Regions from separate parts of the Homo sapiens genome. Here region 2 is linked to region 1. A link is a contact called in ENCODE Hi-C or POLR2A ChIA-PET data. All regions are on one chromosome and are shown on one strand. The core of a region is the stretch at or near the end of the contact, and the rest is flanking DNA. Distances in the headings are between cores, read along the strand shown. Region 1 holds the start of TYSND1 (trypsin like peroxisomal matrix peptidase 1). Region 2 holds the start of PPP3CB-AS1 (PPP3CB antisense RNA 1).

Evidence for each region. A loop is a pair of places that touch in the nucleus more often than their neighbours do. ChIA-PET counts read pairs that join two places held with the same protein, here RNA polymerase II (POLR2A). Pooled maps may share reads with other maps.
Region 2: a pooled map shows a loop between it and region 1 (7-fold over the local background). The contact joins the promoter of PPP3CB-AS1 here to the promoter of TYSND1 in region 1. A Hi-C loop is called at or near these places in 1 of 50 pooled maps. POLR2A ChIA-PET finds 5 or more read pairs at or near these places in 2 of 52 experiments (CD4-positive, alpha-beta memory T cell and activated T-cell).

Annotation. Positions count from the first base shown.
Region 1 is chr10:70,145,249-70,148,136 of GRCh38, reverse strand. TYSND1 (trypsin like peroxisomal matrix peptidase 1) reads left to right here and starts at 1,437. Exons shown (of 4, transcript NM_173555.4): 1 at 1,437-2,716. The coding sequence starts at 1,551. SAR1A (secretion associated Ras related GTPase 1A) reads left to right here. Exons shown (of 7, transcript NM_020150.5): 7 at 1-848. RefSeq lists silencers at 1,666-1,975, 2,306-2,535 and an enhancer at 2,126-2,175.
Region 2 is chr10:73,494,324-73,497,211 of GRCh38, reverse strand. PPP3CB-AS1 (PPP3CB antisense RNA 1) reads right to left here and starts at 1,460. Exons shown (of 5, transcript NR_132104.1): 1 at 1,395-1,460; 2 at 729-1,070. It overlaps PPP3CB (protein phosphatase 3 catalytic subunit beta), which reads left to right and starts at 1,188. Exons shown (of 14, transcript NM_021132.4): 1 at 1,188-1,407. The coding sequence starts at 1,323. RefSeq lists enhancers at 982-1,171, 1,662-2,121 and a silencer at 1,252-1,601.

The DNA.
Region 1 (2,888 bases), core at 188-2,687:
GGAGGCCGAGGCGGGCGGATCACAAGGTCAGGAGATCGAGACCATCCTGGCTAACACGGTGAAACCCCGTCTCTACTAAAAATACAAAAAATTAGCTGGGCGTGGTGGCAGGCGCCTGTAGTCCCAGCGACTGGGGAGGCTGAGGCAGGAGAATAGCGTGAACCCAGGAGGCGGAGTTTGCAGTGAGCGGAGATCGCACCATTGCACTCCAGCCTGGGCGACAGAGCGAGACTCCGTCTCAAAAAAATAAATAAATAAATAAAAAATAATGTGTATTTTATCAATTCAGTGATAAAGCAGACCTTTGTAAACTGTCTAGCTTGTGGTGACTGATTGAGGGTATCATGAAGCTCCGCGCCCCCCCACTCCCCGACATACTCGTTCATCCTCCTCTGTCCTAAAGCGTACTTCTTTGGAAAAGTAGAGCAGTTTATGTTAGTGTACACTAGAGATGGTAAACTATGCCTTGTGGGTCAAATCGGGCCTGCTGCCTGTGTTTGTATGGCCTGTGAGCAAAGAAAGGTTTTTACATATTTAAATGGTTGGAAAAAATATTTAAAGAATGCTATTTTTGGACACAAAAAATTGTATGAAATTAAAATTTCAATGTCTGTATCTTTTTATTGGGACACAGCCACCGCCATTCCTTTAGCTTTTGTATGCAACAGCTGCAGAGTTGACTATTTGAGACAAGTTGTATGGTCCCCCCAAACTGGAACTGTTTCCATTCTGGCCTTCTACAGAAAGTATTTGGACCCTGGCCTAGATAAATCCTGGCTGGTGGTTATGTTATGTGAAATGTGCACACTGTAAAATATAGGCCTGTATGATTAAAATTTTTGATTTCAGCTACTGTTCATAGTCGATTTAAAGGGCAATTTAATTTACAGCAAATCCAGTTTCTCGGAGATTTGTGTTGGGGCTTTGGCAGCAAAAAAAAATCCTAGGAGTAATCTTGAGAGTTCCATGCCCCCTAGTGGATTGCTATAGGGTTTACTTTTAAATTTTCAAAACACTGAATTGGCCAAGGATTTCCTTGGTCCATATTATCCCAAGGGTCAGAGGCTGAAGGTCGCCTAGACCTGGGCAGATGCTCACAGGTACTGTCGTGGCCTGGGCAAATCTAGGCACGTCAGCGCTCATTTCTATTCCCTTTCCCACATTCCAGCAAACGAGACTAGGCTTGAAGGGACCCACCCTCCTCTCCTCTGATTCCTCGTGACGCCGCACTCCTCTTACTCTCCCCGGGGCTCATCCGGGGGAATGGGGCAGATTATGTCCCACCGGTTGGACAAACTAACGAGGGCGGGGAAAGGAAAAAAAAAATCAGAATAGGAAGCCAATCAGAGCTCGGTACAAGCCCAGCCAATCGGGTCGGGTCAATTGGGGCTTAGCCAATCGGGCTCGATGAGGAAGACGTGAGTCAGAGCTTGCGCCTCTCGCTTCCAGCTGTGGGTGGCGCTAGGCAGCTTCAGCCGGACCGGGTAGGGGTCCTCGCTCGCTAGCTTGCTGTTTCTCGGAGAAGCTCCCGAGTGTCCGGCCTAGAGGCCATGAGAAGGCAGTGGGGGTCTGCCATGAGGGCGGCCGAGCAGGCGGGCTGCATGGTGAGCGCCTCCCGGGCCGGACAGCCCGAGGCGGGCCCGTGGAGCTGCAGCGGGGTAATCCTGAGCCGTAGCCCGGGCCTGGTGCTTTGCCACGGGGGCATCTTCGTCCCCTTCCTGCGAGCTGGCAGCGAAGTCCTGACCGCGGCCGGCGCCGTCTTCCTGCCTGGCGACAGTTGCAGGGACGACCTGCGCCTGCACGTGCAGTGGGCCCCAACGGCCGCGGGTCCCGGGGGCGGCGCGGAGCGGGGCCGCCCAGGGCTGTGCACGCCCCAGTGCGCGAGCCTCGAGCCCGGCCCACCTGCCCCGTCCCGCGGGCGTCCCCTGCAGCCCCGGCTTCCTGCTGAGCTGCTGCTGCTGCTGAGCTGCCCGGCCTTCTGGGCCCACTTCGCGCGCCTCTTCGGGGACGAGGCAGCGGAACAGTGGCGCTTCTCGAGCGCGGCGCGGGATGACGAAGTGTCGGAGGACGAGGAGGCGGATCAACTGAGAGCGCTGGGCTGGTTTGCGCTGCTGGGCGTGCGGCTAGGCCAGGAGGAGGTGGAGGAGGAGCGCGGGCCAGCCATGGCGGTGTCGCCTCTCGGGGCCGTGCCCAAGGGTGCGCCATTGCTGGTCTGCGGCTCCCCTTTCGGCGCCTTCTGCCCCGACATCTTTCTCAACACGCTGAGCTGCGGGGTGCTCAGCAACGTGGCCGGCCCACTGCTGCTTACCGACGCACGCTGCCTGCCCGGCACCGAGGGCGGCGGCGTGTTCACCGCGCGGCCCGCGGGGGCGCTGGTGGCGCTGGTGGTGGCGCCGCTCTGTTGGAAGGCCGGCGAATGGGTGGGCTTCACGCTGCTCTGCGCCGCCGCCCCCCTTTTCCGCGCCGCCCGCGACGCGCTTCACCGCCTGCCGCACAGCACCGCTGCCCTGGCCGCCCTTCTGCCGCCAGAGGTGGGCGTCCCGTGGGGTCTGCCCCTCCGAGACTCCGGGCCCCTGTGGGCAGCCGCGGCAGTGTTGGTGGAGTGCGGCACCGTATGGGGCTCCGGAGTGGCTGTGGCACCCCGCCTTGTAGTGACCTGTCGGCACGTGTCCCCTCGGGAAGCAGCCAGGGTCCTGGTGCGCTCCACCACCCCCAAGTAAGCCCGCAGGGCTGACGCCACTTCATCCCTTTCCAGGTCTCAGATCTGGGTCCAGCCCTAATACTCTTGAGTATTGTGCAGGCCTTTCTTGTGTCACGCGGATGCTTTGGGCGTGTAGTGGGTAGAGACCTGGAACCCTCCCCTCATCCTTTATACCCAGAACCCCTGT
Region 2 (2,888 bases), core at 211-2,710, 3.3 Mb before region 1:
GCCTTCCCTCTATCTTATAAGTTTGTGACGTGCCTCCTGTCCCTTCCTTCCTCTCCTTCCGTGGGGGCCTCTCCCTTTCCCTTCCCCTGTGGTGTTATGGCCCTTCCATGCCAGAAAGATCCATTTTCACCTGTGCCTCACTCCCGAGACTCTTCCCTCTAAAAAATAGCTTGTGGGTTCCCTTTTTGGAAAAAATCCATTGTTGGGTCTTTCCCTTCCTCTTTTCCTGGGGTCTCAGGATAGAAATTGACACAAAGAAGAGGTAGAAAGGTACTCCTTGGACCTTCGGACTACTACTTACTTACCACCATGCATTATGAACAGATTCTGAGCACATGTATTATTGAGCAGGAGGATGGGCAGGAATTGGTTGTTCCATCCCACTTGGATCCTGCACCATCAAGATATATAGAGCTTAGTGGATATGCTGGTCCCTGTCCATGATTCAACATATCTCCTGGTGTCGTGGACACACTCATCTAATAATTTTTGATGAACAGTCAGTTCTTGCCCCTCTACCCCCTTTCCCATGAGTGTCAGTCACCGTGGTCTCTATAAAGGTTCCATAAGTCACCTGGGCCCAGATTCTGTGCATGTGCAGAAATAAGGAATTAATTTCCAATTCCCTATTTACTCCTCTGCCTTCCAGGAGGAGGTTGTATCCTTTTCAGGTGAATTCTTCAGATTCTTTGCACATCTCTTGGTGTCATCCCCTTTATTCCCCTTACCTGTTTTGACAAACTATGGCGCCTAAATTGCTCTAGCTGCAGTCTTATTCTGTGCTTTCAGACTCTTGACAATTCCAGACTCTAAACACAAAGGCCAGAATTCTCTTTCAAACTCCATTTTGGATGGTCCCTTCTCCACTCTAGAACCTACAATGCTTCCTCTATTCTCTGGTCCCCTACCAACCCTTCAGTATTCAGATCTGGTAGCTAAATCGTTATACATTTCTCTATTAGTAGGAGATCCTGAGGTTTAATCACGTCTTCTCAGTTTACTGGGAATGCCATGAGAGCGGGTGTGTTTCCTCGCAGTCGTTCGATCGCAGCACCTCCTCATTCTTCATTCTGCATGCAAAGAATTTTAACCTGATCCCTTGGCCTCGTCCTGTTTCTCTCCTAGCTTCAGTAATTTTGCCCAAGTCCCTAGAGCCTACCCCGCCCCCACCCCCGCACGCGCAGTGCATGCCGGTCTTAGCCCCTCTGTAGGGAAAGAGGGTCCGCCATGTTCCCCGGCGGCGCCGCCGCTTGGCTCTGGTAGCCGCCGCCCCCGCCCCCAACCCCGCCCGGCCCAGAGCCTAGCCGAGCCCCGGGCCCAGCATGGCCGCCCCGGAGCCGGCCCGGGCTGCACCGCCCCCACCCCCGCCCCCGCCGCCCCCTCCCGGGGCTGACCGCGTCGTCAAAGGTGAGAGGTGGACGAAACCCTGGGGGCCTGGCCTGAAGAGCTAGCTGTGTGTGAGGGCGGGCGGGAGACCGTCCCCTCGGGAGTGGGCCCGGAAGGGCGGGCGAGTGACTGGCTGCCTCCCTTGGGGAGTGGCCCCTGGGCGGGCCCCTGCTGGGCAGGGCTGAGTCGGTGGCAGTGGTTCCGCGGTCTCCCGGTTGCTTTCAGGCCGGGGCGGAGGTTTTGCTTCCGTGGCTTCCTAGCCCAAGGGGTGAGGCTGTTAGCTGCAGTGAGCCCGTTTTCTCTTCACTCGGCCTGTCAAAGCGGCGCAGGGGCCGCGATTAGCTTCCTGCCCCGCGACAGCTGCACTTCTGGCTTGCCGGGGCGAACCGAGGGGCTCGGAGACCTTCAGCCACGCGAGGCCCGCCAGTGAGCAGTCAGAAATCACCTCGGCTTTGGCCCACGCCTGCTCCCCGGTGACAGTCGTCCGCCCTATCCGCGTCTAGCTGGCGACAACCGCAGGGGTTCACTTTTGGCCGTCAGGTGCCACCCGGAGCAGAAATTAGGGGAACCTTGTGGGATTGGATCACGGTGAAGGGTCGGGGCAGGAATTGGAAGGCCAGCCTTTATAGTGCAGAAAGGGAGAAAAAGCAGCATAAACGAAAAAAAAAATTCTTGTGGATAGCAAGTATTTACTTAGAAAACCATCAACACTTTGGTCAAAAGGAGTTACCCCTCCCTTACAAACACACACCCACACATTCATCCTAGACGAAAAAGTTAAATGTTTCTCAGCCAGGGCAGAATTTATGGATGTTTACCCACAACAGGTCAGCAGATTAATTTAAAATAGAGAAATTGAGGGCTAATTGAGAGTTGCTTAAGATTCCAAGCTTCCTGGGAGAGCCTACCAACCTCAAACACTGCTGTGGAGGTGAAAAACAATTGAAATGATTCTCTTTACCATGTAGCTTGATTGATAAATTGAAATCGTAGAATGAACTTTTCCTTATTTGTATTGTATTTATTTTTAAAATATAGGTACTTTTGTTTTCATTCAGCTTCTCAAATACACTGGCACAGTATTTAAACACCGTTAGCCTACTTTTTGAAATCTGACTCATATGTTTCCATTAAAATATTTAAAAACAAGGAAACCTTTTTTCTTTTTTTTTTTTAATTAAAAATTTTCAACCTGAGCCTTCTTCGGTTCTTAAAAGAATAATACTAATTTGGCCTGGCGTGGTGGCTCACATCTGTAATCCCAGCACTTTCGGATGCTGAGGCAGGCGGATCGCTTGAACTCAGGAGTTGGAGACCAGCCTGGGCAACATGGCGAAACCTTTTCTCTACCAAAAATACAAAAAATAAAAATTAGCCGGGCATGGTGGCGCGCCCCTGTAGTCCCAGCGGATCGGGAGGCTGAGGCACGAGAATCACTGGAGCCCGAGAGGCAGAAGTTGCAGTGAGCCGAGATTTGCGCCAGTGTGCTCCAACCTGGACGA